2 separate regions of the Mus musculus genome follow, and region 2 is linked to region 1. Evidence: chromatin loops called from intact Hi-C (ENCODE). Cell type or tissue: left cerebral cortex. All regions are shown on one strand. Each heading gives the region's core, and the rest is flanking DNA. Links, peaks and the distances in the headings are about the cores only. Region 1 overlaps Slc7a11 (solute carrier family 7 (cationic amino acid transporter, y+ system), member 11). Region 2 has its middle 120 kb from the start of Slc7a11.

Region 1 (8,345 bases), core at 176-8,175:
TAGCCTGCATGGCCAATCTAGGCCAATGAGAGACCCTGTCTCCCAAGGTAGAAATTGTCTTCTGGCTTCCACATGCATTTACAAATATCCCTGCATTTATACACATGTGCACCTGTGTCGAGATGGACAGACACCGTTCCACACAAAAGCAAAACAACATAAAATACGTTGTCTCCTTTCCAAGGAAAAGGGAACCGACAAAGGAACGAAACAGCAAATTCTTACAAAATTCTGGCTGAAATGGGGCTCCTGACAGCATCCTCCAAAGGAGGCTTTGTTGCAGCATAAGAACAGAATATGGAAAAGAAGTTTGTGGGATCCAGGCTTTGGTCAGGATGGTAGCATTATGAGTAACTAATGGATGGGACTTACAGTGTGAAGTGAGGCTATTGACTGTTGTTACCTGTTCCCTCTTAGTCCCTTTGCTTACGTTGTCTCTCCTCCTTCTCCACCCCAGCATCCTCTGACGATGGTGATGCTCTTCTCCGGAGACCTCTATAGTCTTCTAAATTTCCTCAGTTTTGCCAGGTGGCTTTTTATGGGGCTGGCAGTCGCAGGACTGATTTATCTTCGATACAAACGCCCAGATATGCATCGTCCTTTCAAGGTAACCTCGGCCATCTTGATGGGTTTACATAAATCTCTCTCCTAACACCTAGGCCTCCTTTTGTCATAACTTGATGATGGGCATGGGCAGGTTGGGTAGGGTAGGGGCCTGCGGAATATGATATTTAACTCTTGCTGGGGGAACCTCCTCTGTTGCACTTCACTTGGGGAAATGACATGCGTGTTTAGGTATGATAGAGTGAACTTGTCACAGATTTTATCTGTGGAGAGCAGACAGTGTTAAAAGATACTTTTCACATTGGGTTTTCATGCATGGCTTGGGTAAGTCCAGAGCATGGCATACCCCTGTCTTCGTACTAACTGATTGCGAACAGCTGGGCTGTGAAAGAAAGAGAATTTCATTAGTTAAAACTCGGCCAAGAGTGCTGCTTTACAGACTAGGTATTTGAGTCCTTGTTGTAACTTGTTAACATTGTGGTGTTTTTTTCTGCTATATACTCTAAAGCAGCAACTCTTCACAAGTGGGTTGCGGCCCCTTGGGGTTCAAATGACCCTTTCACAGGGTTGCTTAAGACCACTGACAACACTGATATTTACATTATGATTGATGATGGTATAAAAATTACAGTTACAAAGTAGCAATGAAAATAATTTATGGTTGGGGGGTGTCACCACATATGAAACTGTATTAAAAGGTTGTAGCATTAGGAAGGTTGAGATACCAAAGGGAAAGCTCACCACAGAGTAGATAACCAGTTCCTCTACCTGGCGCTTTCCTTTGGCAGGGCTGGAGAGCAGCCTTGTCATCCATCGGTCTCAGACGTCCGTGGGTCGGTGTGATCTCACTATTTATTTGCTTTTAAGACTTAGCACAGATAATGCTGCCAGTCATGTTATCAGGATTTGACTCTAATTGTATCGGTTGCCACATGCTCGCAGCATCTTTATTAGCTGTTGACTAGGAGTTGGCCCGTTTCATTCCCATTCGGGTCTTATTGTGACTCTCAACAGGAAATCAATATTCACTGAAAGGTTTTAACATGTAGCAAAGCCACTGGCGCTCTTGACTCCGTGGGTTCTAATTGTGATTATCAAAGAACCAATCTCCTAAGATGAAAAATGTAAATCATGTTGATACTTTCCTAGAAAAGAAATTTGAATAGACCATCCGCTAGGAAACAAAATTTCTTAGCTCAAGACTTGGTTCACATGTTCTAAAACAAGTTAAGAAATTATACTGACCTGCTCTGCGATGACCCGGTCATGTGACTGACGCCCTCTACCCCGGTGGACTGCGCAGGCGTGAAGCTGTTTTCTTTTGGTTGTGTTTCAGGTGCCTCTCTTCATCCCGGCACTATTTTCCTTCACCTGCCTCTTCATGGTTGTCCTCTCTCTTTACTCGGACCCATTCAGCACCGGGGTCGGTTTTCTTATCACCTTGACTGGGGTCCCTGCATATTATCTCTTCATTGTATGGGACAAGAAACCCAAGTGGTTCAGACGATTATCAGGTAAGTCTTTTAAGCATCTTGGCCCCGGCTAGATACTGTGTTGTAGAAAACCCATAAAGCTGTACATGGCTAATATGCATCTCTTAGAGAATAAAGCTACTAGTGGCACAACGGTCAGTTAAACTAAATGACTGCATTGTAACTGCAGCATGAAGAGAGAGACAGGAAAGGCATGCAGAGTGCAGCCCTTCTGGGTATTTCATTCTGGTGGTCGTCGTCACTGGAGTTTTAGAGAAAGAATAGCTTCTTTAGGTAGAAGTTTTTCAGTGCTGCCCACTGCTTTTCTGAATCCCTTAGTGACATCATGATTGTGTTCTTTGGTTGAACAAAGTCTAGTGGCTATGCTAGCATTAAGTTGACCAATGATGTAAGGTTTGTTGGGGAGTGAGGTGGAAGGTAGCAAATGTCTTAAACATCATGGCTCTAATACTACCTCGTTAGGAAGAGGTTTTCAGTAACAACAACGACGACAACAACAACAACAACCACCACCACCACCAAGCCAAGAGTAGCAGCTTTCTTGTGTGGTTTCTCTATGTTTGCACATGTGTGAGCATATTCTCCCAACAACCATTTACGTAGTAGAAGCCATTGTCCATATTGCACATTTGCTGAACATCAAAATTCTGCATATGTAGCAGAGGATGGTCTCATTGGACATCAATGGGAGAAGAGGCCCTTGGTCCTATGAAGGCTCGATGCCCCAGCATAAGCAGGAGTGGGTACGTGGGTGGGGGAACACCCTCATAGAAACACGGGGGTGGGGGTGGGATAGGGGGTTTTGGGATGGGCGACCGGGAAAAGGAATAACATTTGAAATGTAAATAAAGGAAATATCCAATAAAAATTTACTGCAATAGATCCTCGTCCTATGACAAAATATCAGACTAAAACATTTAAAGAGGTCTTGAGCATGCGTGACAGAAAGCCGGAGGCCTAGAGGAGCCAGCAGCCTTTGAGATGGGTGGGGCAGAGGAGAACAAAGCGAAAGTTCTTCTTGTTGTCCCCACTAGAAGGCTTTCTTTCTTTCCCTGTGCAGTCAGCCAGTTCTAGCTGGTCTTTCCTCTCACTCACAAACTCAGGCTCCAGGCTGCTCTGTCAATTCAGATCAGACATTTTCAAACATGATCTTTTTCTTCATTGCCCTTCTGTGCTTGGGTAATTTTAGAGGTTTTGCTGTGTTTTCTCCTCTGATGATGGTCTGAGTATCTTCAAGGCTGCTGCATTAGCCATTTGTGGAAGGAACTGCTATGGAGGAAACCCAGGGTGGTGGTTGGTTCTCGGGACACTGTTAACTCTTACCAGCAACAGGGCAGAGTGCTCTGCTTTAAACTGTGATCATCGCCGCTCTTTATCTTTATAGACGCCTTGAAAGGAAGTGGGGGAAAACAGCAGTCCTTGTAATTCTGTTTGATTTTCCTCTCAGGCAGTGTTCTTGTAGTAAGATAAAGAAAATTCATAATATTTATTGCTGCAGAAGCAAGTATTTTCTTAGCCTTTGGCCAAAACAAAACACACAGATGAAACCAGAGAGTCCTATAGTAGTGCCCAACCCTTCCCCAAAGACACACTTTGTGTTAGAGAGAAAACTCCACGTGAGCTTGGAGGCAGGCGAGCCTTGCCCAGAGCAGTTGGTTCAATAGTTTAATATCATGTTGTTTTGCCCGGTGAAATTCTCTAGTTTTTATGTTTTATCTCTTCTTTAACCTTAGTATGTGTGAATAGATTAATCCTGGGAACATCTATTTCCAGAAGTTGTAACTAGACATCATTCTAGTGCACAGATACTGGACAGGCTAGTTGGCACAGTCAGGGAGTGTTCTGAGCCTAAGGAAGTGAGATTTTAAAAGATCTGATGAATGTCTCTGGCCACAGGATGCCAGTATTGAACCACTTTTTTATGTGATAGCATCTCCAAAGCTAGAAGAAAGCACTCTCTTAAGGGGGTAGTCAGATATGCAGAAAGCTTTCTCCTCTGTAACAATGGGGCAGACCTTTAGTTACTTATATTTATATTATGATATAAATGTATTTATACACATATTTATCTATATTACATATATTTGTATTACATATTATAATTTATATAATTGTAATATATATCTTGTAATACAAATTATAGTACAAATTATATGTAATATTATATCTATATATTATATATTTATATTATTCACTTATTTACAAACAGACAAGCTTCTTAGAGGAGGAAAAGTGTGCAGGTTCACCCTGATATGTTTGGATACACAGAATACTAGACCCAGGAAACCCACGCCAGGGCTAGCAGCAGCCATTGAACTTGGTAGCCTCTCCTTATCTACCCAACCCTATTGCAGCTAAGAGCCATTAGGATGACTGGCAGTCAGTCCCTCTTGCTCAGGGAGAGATATAGAGGCAGCCTTATTTTTGGTTGTAAAGGGGGGGGGGGATTTACTCTGGCCACCATGAACAGAATGCCTGTAATCCATCTTTGTGGACAGCAAGCTTGCAATTCGAGAGCCTAAGAGCCTATGCTGCCTAAAGCCTTTCAAGGTGGCTTCATTGGGAACAGTCCACCAAAAGCTGGTGAATGCATTTACAAACTGTCCTGAAGGTTAGAGATGACCATTTTAATTCATTAAGTTCACCTATAGATTTCTTAGGGGCTCAGAAGATGTCCCATTAAAAATATGAATATAGATATATATAAATAAATACAAAACCATTCACCTCCTCCCCCCTTTAAGAGAACATACTGTTATTTTTAATATAATTTCTGGGGCAGGATAGCTTTGCACTGCTTCCCAGGCTAGCTCAATCCTGGCTGTTGATCCTCTGCGGATCCCAGGCGTATGTGTGGATGAGATTGTGCAAAGTCAGTTGTAGCCCTGGTTTCCTTTAAGAGTAACAAGGATGAAACATGGAAACCGAAATCACTGACTGGCTGTAAGGTTCTGTAGGTTGTAGTTATGGAAAACTCCAACTGTAGGTCATCAGCTTATCTTTATTTGAAAAGGCAGTAATAGAGATTTGTTATTGTATGGCCACTAACCTTACTGTGAGTATGGATACATAGCACTCCAAAAGTCACGTGTTCTGTAGTGTTTCTAGATGCTTCCTTGGTTCCATTGAGCACCTGTGCCAGCCCCACTGTTGTAGGTCAGCTTAGGAGGAAAAGTGGGGAAACCAATATGTACCTCAGGCCAAATGCCTATCTGAGCACTCCATCATGATAAACGTTACGGCACCACTAGGACCCCAAAGGGAGAGCTGGGGAGAATATGTCAACAGGGCTGGCTAGGCTGAACCACCCACTCTGGGTCTTGGTCTTGCTCTTGCTCTGCTGAGAGAAGAATGGAAACTGTGCTTTCAGAAGGACACAGGGCCATCCCAGTTGCTACTGTTGTCTGGAATGGATGCAAAGTTCCCACATCAGGGAGCAAGAGATCTAACAAGGCAGCATATAGAGACCTACATTAAGGCAAAGCAGTAGGAAAGAGCTTTGATGTCAGGAGTGGAGGACCAAGTGAGAAGACAGGATGGAGAGATTAGTTTAGGAGGTTATGCAGGAGTTTGAGCAGGGCTAACAGGGGCTTGAGGCCTTGTTTCTTTAACCCCATTGCTTGTTCTCCCTCTCTCTCTGTGTCTCTGTCTGTCTGTCTGACAATTTTACCATATTCTTCTCTGCAAATATGGGGTTTGATTGTTGCTTTCATGGCAGATTGGACTGTATAAAATACAACTTATTTAAGAAATATGTAAGGTATAACATTTGACATTACTGTACATGAGACCTCTCTAAATAAACGTAGGGTTAAAAACAAGCAAAAAACAAAACATCCCGCCTCCAAAGAAAAAAACCCATGGGATGTCCCCAGGCAAACTCCCTCAGTGATTATTACTGTATTTGTTTGTTACTTTTCTTTGTTCTGCAACAACATACCAGGCAAGAGGCAGTCTAAGGGAGGAAGGATTTTTGGTTCATAGTTTGGGTGATGACAGCCCATCCTGGCATAGAAGGCACAACTGCTGGGGTTTCCCGGGTGTCTGGTCCACTGTCTTCAGCAAGGGAGCAGAAACCAAGGAGAGGTTTTATAGGAAGTAAGGCTGGGCCATAAAGTCTCCAAACCTGCCCTCTTAACCTGCATTCCCCAGTGAGGCTGTACCCGTACACCTTACACAGTCTTCCTAAACAGCACCAACAAACAGATGGGGGCCAAGTGTTCAAAGGAGGGACATTTAGCAACACCACAAGAAGCAGAGAACAAAGGATAAAAATAGCTTTTAAAAACGTAGTTAAACATCGCGTGCAAGGGCTTGTTAGAATAAGAAGTCATCAGAGAAGAGAAAAGTGTCTGGAGGGGAAATGATTTGGGTCTGGAACCTTGGAGAGGATGCCACATAGGCTCCTTTAAGATCAGGAGACTTTGGAAGATGTTCTATGGGGACTGATGACAACAAGAAAACAAGAATGTCCGTAAAACCATCACCCCCAAGCCCAGCCCCCTAGCTCTGTGGTCAGAACATATTCTTAAAAGTAATACAAGCCAGGGGTTATTATATTTTGGTGTCCATTCGAGTTACCTCTTGCTGGGTTAAACCTTTAAGAGACTGAGACCTTGACTTGAAGCAAAATCTGAATTGTGGAGAGTGTTTAATGTAATTGGTCCAAGGACCAGACCTTAGTGACCCAAATTAGTCCAAGTTTCTCATTCTACTCATGAGACAGACTAGGTCTTGATAATTAAGATAATTTGCTGAACAGTACTACAGATTAGACACTGGAAATACTATTCTCCTCCTGACTGTTCTGAGAACTTGGTTGTTATCCCCTATGTAAAAAAAAAAAAAAAAAAAAAAAAAAAAAGAACAAACCCATTTTGAGCTGAACATGAACATGAAGAATATTTGTAAACATTTATTTATATCTTGGTTCCATTGTCTCAAAATATTTTCAGCCTCCTGGTTCATAAATAAATTTTCTTATTTGAATACAAAATATTAATATATTCTTACTGAGAAAGCATCATGGGATGTTGTAGTAGTGACAAGTCAACTAATTGAGGATGATAGGATTGTAATGAAGTAAATAATTCTCGGAAGTGCTCCGTGAAGAAGGGAGCTGTGTCTTCTCAGTATTCATCCCCAAATAATTCACATTTTGCTATTTTTATGCCACTGTGATTTTCATGCATTTTAATTTCTCCTTATTTCTTTATAGACAGAATAACCAGAACATTACAGATTATACTAGAAGTTGTACCAGAAGACTCTAAAGAATTATGAACTTAATGCATCAAAAGCTTGGCCATCTGCCCAGGATTGAGATACAAAATGGATTTTTATTTCAAGAAAACACAACGTTGATGATGGACTAAAGGAATCAGTTATCTCTATTCATATCCTCTAGCGTATTCAAATTAATTTCTGAGCAACTTACTGGTAACTCCATGTATTTGTAGCAAGCTAATATGCAAGTCATACAGTGAGGCAAGCTCACAGTTCTTGAGTCTAGTGCCTATCTGCTGGGGGGAAAGGAAAAAAAACCTAAGGGCTTTGGTACCTGGGCTATCATTCCTCTACCACGTTTCTTATCATGACTGAGAACCTTGAACAGAAGACCAAAATGGTTTCTGTATATATGAGGTCTATAAACATAGCTTTACCTACTGGGGACATCTATACTGTGAAAGTATTTTGTTTTTTATTTTTCTGGAAAAAAATGTCATTATTGTAGCAAAGAAGGTAGAATGACTTTGATATTGACATTGGACTCTTTTCCCTTAGTGATCAACATGGCTGTCACTTATCTTTCAATGGCTTATACTCAGAGCATCAGAACAAAAGATGAGGGAGTAGTGTGTGTGAGTGTGTGTGTGTGTGTGTGTGTGTGTGTGTGTGTGTGTGTGTGTGTGTGTGTGTGTAGCTTGAGATCAAATTCAGGGCTTTACAAAAGCCAGACAAGCACTCTACCATTGAAATACACATACACCCTAATTTTCCTAAATGCATAAAATAAGTATTTCCAGGGGTTAGTATTCATGACACAATCCTAGGAACTATGTTTGTACTAAAATCATTGAGAACTTGTTAGGTTAACTTCATCATAGCTCATTGTGAGGAAGCTCGGTGTTTGCAACATCACTGTGCATTCATTGTGGTTTGTTTTTTTCCTGAAAATGTGTACAGTTTGGTATGCTATCCATTGGTGAACCACCTCTTTGATAATTTACTTCTTGGTGGACAAAAATGTTTTCCTCATCACAGTACAACATCAGCATGGGAGACATT
Region 2 (8,345 bases), core at 109-8,108, 50 kb after region 1:
TTTTCTAACATGGCCATTGCACTCATGAACCCACAGGAGCTAAGGTTGTCTTATAGTCTACTTTTTGTTTGTGAAGAAACAGTGCATTCTGAAATGATTATAAACAATATAGTTATTGAACACACATAAAACACAAGCACAATTCTTTTTACTGTTATTGAACAACGTTGAATATAATTGCAGTACTGTGTTCTTATGCAGCCTCTGGTACAGGGAGTTAGTTCACTTCTACATCACTACAGATCCAAAGAATGTATTGTGTTGAAGTGTGTCCAATGACATTAAGTAATAGAGATTCCACTTCAATTATAATGCTATGCATATACCATAGTATTTATGGTCTGTCATTGACCAAATATTGTCATGTGGTACACTTAATATTTAGCAGTCCAAGAGAACATAAATAAAAAATTAAACCCAGAAAGTAGGGAAGAGTGTGAGGACATTGGCATGGTCCACACACTGTGTGAGATCTTGAGTTTTCAAACCTAGGACACAAACCAGCAGCACCACAGAGCTGACATGAGAACACAACTCTGCAAGCTCTTGGGATGCCAACAGTGTGAAGAATACATTGGCTGTTAAAAATGGACCCATGGGGTGGATGAGTTCATTTCTTGAGTAGTTATTTTAATGAGCAATCACAATTAATTCCTCCATGTGATATGTTCTAATTTGGATATTTAAAAATCTCTTCTCTCCCCTTACTGTGAGTACAAGTGAAGTTATCAACTTTAATTAAAAACAAAGAACCAGAAGTTTAGAGTGACAGCTGGGTAGATAAGAGAACCTATGCCCTTCCAAAAGATCCAAATTCAGTTCCCAGTACCCACATGGTGGTTCCCAACCATCTGAAATTTCATTTTCAGTGGATTGATGCTCTTTTTAACCTCTGTGGATGCCAGGCACATATGTGATGCACATGCATGTCTGCAGTCCCACAAAACACTCATCCACATAAAAATAACTATTGAGAGAGAGAGAGAGAGAGACAGACAGACAGAGAGAGACAGAGACAGAGAGAGAGGGAGAGAGAGAGAGAAGTTGAGTCCTGAAATTTGTGTCTCCTCACTGATGTTCCTGTTTGTTTCTTTCTCTTTGTCCAGAAGACTAATTGAGCAGAAAAATTCCAAAGTATTTAATAAAATCTCAAGGCAGGAAACAACTTCTTGTGCTGAAGTGCAAGCCGACTTAACAGAAATCAGAGTCTGCAGGTGTCCAGTTCTTGTAAGTGCTGGGCTTGTGATATTCACCATTAGAAGACAGAGAGAAGGACTGAGAAATAGATCTTCAAGTTTAATGACAGATGCATCACCCTGAGTCCCAGGTTTCATAAAGAAGCTCCTATTCTAAGAGTGTTTGCATCCCAACATGAAAGGATATTACCCCCTTTCTGGATAATTGTGCCCTGTGTGTTCTACCTTAGTAGAATGTCAACCTCTTCCCTTTCCAGCAAGGCATAGAACAGAGTGGTAGCGGAGACTTTTGAGGTGAGTCTTTCACATGATAACACTTCAGGAATCATTTCATTGTCCTCTCTGTTCAGACAGCAAGTGGCTTCATATGAGTCAGTGGTAACAATGGCTAAATTCACTGCATAAACAGCTTCATGGAAAGATCCACGTATTAAAAAGAGGAGGGACTTCACATTCCTGAAATTTCTTACTTAGTATAAGCCCTTTAATTCGTTTTTCAGTTAAAATGCTAATTTTGATACACTTTCATTAGAAATGAAAATATGCAAATATAAAAACAAAGTAATGTATGTGCATATGTGTCTCATAATCAGTGACACAAAGAAAACAGGTTGAAATTTTGCAATAATTTGGAGCTTCAAACTCTGAGTTTCCAATGTATTTTAATTGACGATCTATGCATTTTAAAGTGGGTTTTCAAGGCGAGTCTGCTGAGCACTGAATGGCCCATGATGAATCATGTTTGTGGTTTATTTTCTTGATGCATTCCCATGGCCTTGGAGAGTAGCATCCTTAATGAATAGGAGCACTCTGCATTTTTATACTCTTATTGCTCTGTAAATATTAAGAGGCATTTGAAAAACAGGCTTTCTCACCTTTGTAGTTTATGTCAGACAAGAGTTTTATTTACCACACCTTTTAGAAAAGAAAATGAGAGGGAAAAGAAAGTAAATGGCTGGCCTTTATGCTAAAGGATAAAACGAGGGATCTATCAGTATAGATTTTTCTTGAATCCTAATTTAGTTTTGAAATCATTTACTTTCAAGAAACAAAAGCAATCATTTTTTTTATTCTTTGGATAGTATTTCATTTCTATGCAAAATATTTGACTTTAGAGTATAGAAGTTGAACTAATAATCGATCACTTGAGTTTTGTGTTTATTATTTCCTGTTACTTTGTATTTTATAATTTTATTCATTAGATGCTTATCATTTAAGTGTTTAAGCTTGTAGGATAACAATCTTTAAGAAATTGGAGAAATGGAAATTAATGGGGAAAAATAGTTAATACTGAATCATAAAATACATTTCACAATATTCAATAAATTTAGCTGAAAACTCGACCTTAGTTTTTTTAATAGTTAACAGAGAACATTCTAGAAACATTTTACCTCTAGCACTGAAGGTTTTTTCCTGTGTGTCCTACCGTGAAATTAGATTGCTTACATATTCCACTATATACTTTCAAAATGGTATATTTAATGCATAGTTAAGATACCGAGAAAAGATTGTTAAATCAACTATGGAAATAAGCTATATTTTAATCAAACTGGAAAACCAATTTTCTTGGTGTCAATAGTTTTTGGTGGGATAAGATGATCTTTTGGTTATGGTAAGAACACCTAAAGAGAAAATGGAAGTGAAAAAAAATTTTTTGTTGTTTTTACTGTGTTGTTGTGTATCCAACAATCCTTACATGGCTTAAGATGATGGTGGACAATTTTATCATTATAAATTATCACAATGATCAACTAGGTCAGTGGGGGAATTTCAAGTAAATATTCAATATAAGCTGAACAAATTAAGTTATCTCTGTGGAACATATTGAAGAATGTCTAACAGTATTGTTAGACTAACTGGGAGAGCATCCAAGGGATGTATTTGGACTTTGGCACCTTTTCCCCCTGATCAACAGAGTATGGAAATAGTTGCTCTCTCCAGATGTTAAAATCATAGTGGCAATATTTGTTGACTGGACGTTACATGCCACAATATGTAATTGCTGCAGTCATATTAACATAGCATATTCGTGATTTGTAGTTTAAAAAAAAAGCCACAAACAAAGGCCTGGGACAAGTGACTGTAACTCACTGTGTGTTAAGGAAAGACATCAAGATAGTACTGTTAGTGGTATGCATAAGAGGGAAACATGGGCTCTTCTGAATGGATAGATAAAGATTTCTGGGAAGAACTGGTACCTGAGGGGGTCTGGAGAAACAGCTAGAATAGGACCTGGAAGAAGAAAGCACTTCTTGCAGAAAACACCTTTTTTCAAGTGTAAGTGTGTGATTGTCTTCTGGTCTCCTCCTGTCTTAGATGTCATTCTTGTCCACAGAAAAGTTACCATAAGGAGCCATTTTACTTCTCCCTTCTCCTGCACACCACCAGACCCTGCTAAGTTTTCCACGCTTCTGTCCTGTCTGTCTCCGTGGCTGCTTGTGGGGTTCTCAAAATACTGGTTGAAGTGCGTTGCTCACTTAGATTCTTGACACTGTTTCTCTCATAATTGACTTGAGAGACATGAAGATCAGTTCCACATCTCTGTGCATTGATATGGATATGGTTAGATTATAGGGACACTTCTTCATTTCTATTCCCCTGATGCCCATTGGGACCAGCCATCTAACATCCCCAAATCCAGACAAGCTGAGTGCAGGGTCCAGTTCTCTGCTAAACCAGAGACTGGGGGCACAGGGTTGGAAGTTGCCAGGGGAGGCAGGAATTGTGAGCAATTTTGTTTACTAGAAATATGAGAGACATATAAGAAATTGTTAAAACATGGAGTTGAAAGATATTCTAGCTTCAACCTATAGAGGTATTTGACAGAATGGGAAAATTGCATTTGGTTTGATAAGAGATGATTTTTGATAGAGGGTTTTCAGCGGGGTTTACTATACGTATTCATCTTTCTCTCTCCCTCTCCCCCTCCCCCTCCCCCTCTCTCTTTCCTTCCCTCCCTCTCCTGGTTATAGGAGGATAAAGGGAGAAGTCTCCTGGTGTTCAGCCAGAATAGCCTCTCTCTCCTTATCTCATCTCTTCTCTCTTACTGCAGTGCACATGCTCATCTGTCTGCACAGATGTTTCACTGTCATAGACATTTCACTGTAGTTGGGGGGGCGCGTGAGGTGCCATTGTTTTATCTCCCCATGGTGATAACCCTAACCCTAACTTTAATCCCAAACCCAGTCCTAACAGCTCTGGAAACTTGAGAAGGGCTTCTTGAAGAAGAAAACAGAGGATGAATTCTCTCAGTCCTCTTTGGAATGCCATGGTTATAAAGGGCACAAACGTCTTTTAGAGGGAGGTGTATTACTTTTGACAAAGAAAGTAGACAACACCATTAAAATTGGAACCCCGACTGAACCCCTTTGCACTGGCAGAAACTAGACAGAAGCTAAAACAAATCTCTGAGTATCACACTCTGCCGACAGCAGCGAGGTTGTTTAGCGAGATTCTAGCCAAGTGTTCGAGGGACTCTGAAATGCTTCCAGTTTACAGTACATTTGGCAACTCTCTGGTGGATAATCTTTTTTGATGTGTATTCTGTTTGGAAGTGAACTTGATACCGGTTGCTTTAAGTAGTATTTTTTTTTAAATCTGTTGCTGTGTTAATTATAGCAGGGACAACCGCAACACAATCACAGAGTGATGTGAATGTTTTATTCAATGAACCAAAGAAATATCCACCAGGGCTGTATAGAAATGGCAGTGGACTGTAAACAATCAAATATGAACGAGGCTAGGTAGCCAATGGCACTGACGACTTATGAAGCTGAACACTAGGAATTTTTCCCAGCTGCAGTTTATGTGAGAGTCACTGAAGAAAGCAACCCCTGGCATGATTATATTTTCTCATGGAATGTAACTAATTTCACACTGGAATAATTTTGACAAGCGCTCTTAGTTTCTTCCCATATGTTTTATTTTATTGTCTTGAAAAGTGGTCCTTGCCCTGGCACATTTGGTTGCTATTGAACACTGTAGGAAAAATGTTTACATTTTGAGCAATCATCAGTAACTGAAAAAGGAGGTAAGTCATGGCACATTGCTTTTGCACAATTGTGTGTAGGCAGAGGCCTTAAGACCTCTGCCTACACACCAAAGCAAAGAAGCCATCTTGGCTTCTCCACAAGACCTGAGGCAAAGAGACGACTGGAAATCACGATGGACGCGTAAGCTGGGAATCCATAACCATCCAGACCAGGCGTGTATGTAGGAAAGCCAAGAAATCACTTTGTTCCCAGTTTAAGCAGAAACGCTTGAGAGGTAATGGCATAATTGGCTAATGTTCTAGGATGCTCGGTATTTACTCCTTTTTTTTGTCTTAAAAGCTATTCTACAAATGTTTTATAAAATATGTACAAAGGGAAATAAAGAGTGCACAAAAGGCACACTGACTGTAGGTCTCTGACTTTCTTCAAAGCTATATAAATAGCTTTCATGTACGGATGTTGCATCGACTCTTGAATATCTTTTAGAAGGCTTTACTTTGTACTTAATTCTTTTATGGACTCAAAAAGAAAGCAAGCTTTAAATGGCTTATGTGAATTTACCTTCTCTACCTCCATTCCATACATATGAAGATACACACAAGTATATATATATATATATATATATATATATACACACACATTCACATACGTATATCTCTCCCATACCAACACACCTCACACAGCTGTATTTCCCCACTTATATATCCCACAAACACAATCTGCCCCCGTACCTGTATACCCCAACCTATACAGCCCTACAGTTAGATTCCCCATATCCCTTTTCTTGCAGAAATGTAAAGACTTATGCTGTAGATAAAAATCAGTCTGTCAAAAAAAGTCTGTTATTTCAGGGTGAAAACAATTTTGCTCTCTGTCCTTTCAGAATTCTCAGTCAGGATGTCCTGTAGCAAAATAGAGATTCATAAGTGCAGGACGAACAGAAGTTCATTCCTACTTGTTCCTTATGCATTAATGGGGCTACTCAGAGATAAAAGTGAATCTTCAGGGACAGAGTTCAAGCTTATGCTTAGTACTCAGAACAACTGAAGCCCAGGCTCACTCAGTCCTATTCTGTTCTTCTACTCTATTTGTCATTTGAATGTCTTCCAAATGGGTGAAATGGAGCTATAGTGAAGTTAAATTACCCCCCTCTTCTCTCTGCGAAAAAAAAAAAACAGACACTACACAGACTAACAGGAGAAAGATATATAAATATACCATGAGTCTATGTGCAGGAGACTGAGAAAATATAAGATGGGAAGAAAAGCCAATGCTTAGAAAATATATAGAGTCCAAATCTGTAGAGGAAGGAGGAGTTTAGAGTTTCTGGACCTGGTGGTGGTTATAGGAGGCTAAAAAGAGAAGACACCTGGTATTTAGTCAGATAAAGGAGTAAATTTAAAGGACGTTCGTGTCATGGTTTGGGGAAGAAAGAGAAGTCAGGACATGAATTCAGGAGTTTGCCTTCCTTTAGCACCACATGAAAAGTACAGCTAAACATCATTGTTTGATGATGTTGTTTTTCTGAGTCCCAGGACAAAGAAGCGTTAGATGTTAACAAGCAGGGCTATAATTTCTCTGAGATACCCTGGCACCCATTATTCTGTAGCTGTGCCAGCAGTAATGAAGATATTCTAAATGAGAGACACCTCTATTCCTTCCCTTGGCTACCAGAAACTTAAATAACGGAGTCTAAGAAATTGGGACCCTGGTGCCAGTTAGAGGGGAAAATTGTCTTCCAGAAAGCGATTTCACACAGGTCTAACAACTTGTCAGACCACATTGCAAGGAGGGAGTGGAACTGAGACCATGTGATGAACAGAGCTTAAAGCTCAACCCAACTCTAATGCCCAAGATAGAGCTGGGAGTCCCTAGACTCTGGTATTTGTTTCCTTCCTCCTTATGAGTAGCCCAAACCAATCATCCCATTGAATCAATCACGTTCCTGATTTTTAACTGTGACTCATCCTCATTAATTGGCCTATTGAGGATGAGTGGCCAGGACCCAGACTCTAATCATAAATCTTCCAGAAGAATTTCAACATAGTACCAGTGTAAGATAATAAAAACAAGAAAACAATGTTATTCATTCAAAGATAATTGGGTGTTGTTGTTTTTAACACCTGGCACCATGTTAATGTGCAAAAGGCATAAAGAACTGAGCGAGATGATACTATTTCTTGACTTCTTAGATGCAGAATAGCAAATCCACAGGCAACTATGACATCCTGTGATAAGCTCTGTAATAAAATAATGATTCATAGGTCATGGTAGAACTCATGATACATTATACCCCAAAGAAGAATGGAAGACACCATTCTAAAATATACCTCTATGGCATATTGACTATTTTGAGAAACAACCGCAATTGGATCATAACTGGAAAATTAACTATTTTTAAGAGAAACCTATAGACAAAAATCTCCATTGCGTGTGTTTTTGTGGCTGTGTGTTCCTGTGAGTGCAGGTGCGTGTACATGTGTATGCATGTGGGGGTCAGAGGTTAATGGCTGATGACAACTGTCTTCTTTATTTTCTTTTTTTCCACAGTACCACCACCACCACCACCACCACCACCACCCTCATCATTGTTATTTTGAAACAGAGTCTTTCACTAAACCAGGAGCTCTCTCTCGATTTCATCTGGAATGGCTGACCAGCAAACCCTGAGTATCCTCCCGTGTCGGAGTCCTCAGTGTTGGGGTTATAGGTGTGAGCTACCACATCTGCCTTTTACTTAGGAGTAGGGGATCCAAACTCAGATGTTCATGATTGCACCAAAGCATTTGATGACTGAGCCATGTCCTGACGCTGAAATTTCTGCTTTTTAAGTTACTGATCTCTGAAACCTCTGCAGAGGATGAGGAAGTAGAGAAGGGGTTCTCTTGGATCTGTGGAAAAGAGCCTGTCTTTATCTAAGGTGGGACTGCCTTGGTCTTCTAATCCTTCCTCACATTTCCTTCAACCCTTCCTTTGTTTCGTAGAACAATACCATTGCAGACTGAAGTTTAAATGTTTTCTTTGAGATTGAGTCTAGAGTCTAGCCTCACTTCCTGGATTCTCCTAAGGCCCTAAGAAAATACAGGAACTAGTAGACCGCAATGCATTTGTTTCTCTTATGCATTAATCATTTGGTACACAGTGTTCCAGTTTAGAA

The links. A loop is a pair of places that touch in the nucleus more often than their neighbours do. Peaks named below come from ENCODE experiments on the same cell type or tissue, not always from the same donor. Only the 100,000 strongest peaks of a DNase experiment are listed, where the experiment ranks them.
Region 2: a loop joins it to region 1, with 2.0 times the contacts of the local background. A loop is called at or near these places in 1 of 42 quality-filtered maps.

The regions. Positions count from the first base shown.
Region 1 is chr3:50,371,297-50,379,641 of GRCm38, reverse strand. Slc7a11 (solute carrier family 7 (cationic amino acid transporter, y+ system), member 11) reads left to right here. Exons shown (of 12, transcript NM_011990.2): 10 at 458-607; 11 at 1,901-2,078; 12 at 7,276-8,345. The coding sequence ends at 7,340. Among named protein-coding and RNA genes, the nearest start is that of Slc7a11, 68 kb to the left of the region's middle. In left cerebral cortex, for the core only: a CTCF peak has its summit at 3,924; no DNase peak of the experiment used is centred there.
Region 2 is chr3:50,321,048-50,329,392 of GRCm38, reverse strand. No RefSeq gene overlaps it. Among named protein-coding and RNA genes, the nearest start is that of Slc7a11, 120 kb to the left of the region's middle. In left cerebral cortex, for the core only: no CTCF peak of the experiment used is centred there; a DNase peak (open chromatin) is centred at 4,655.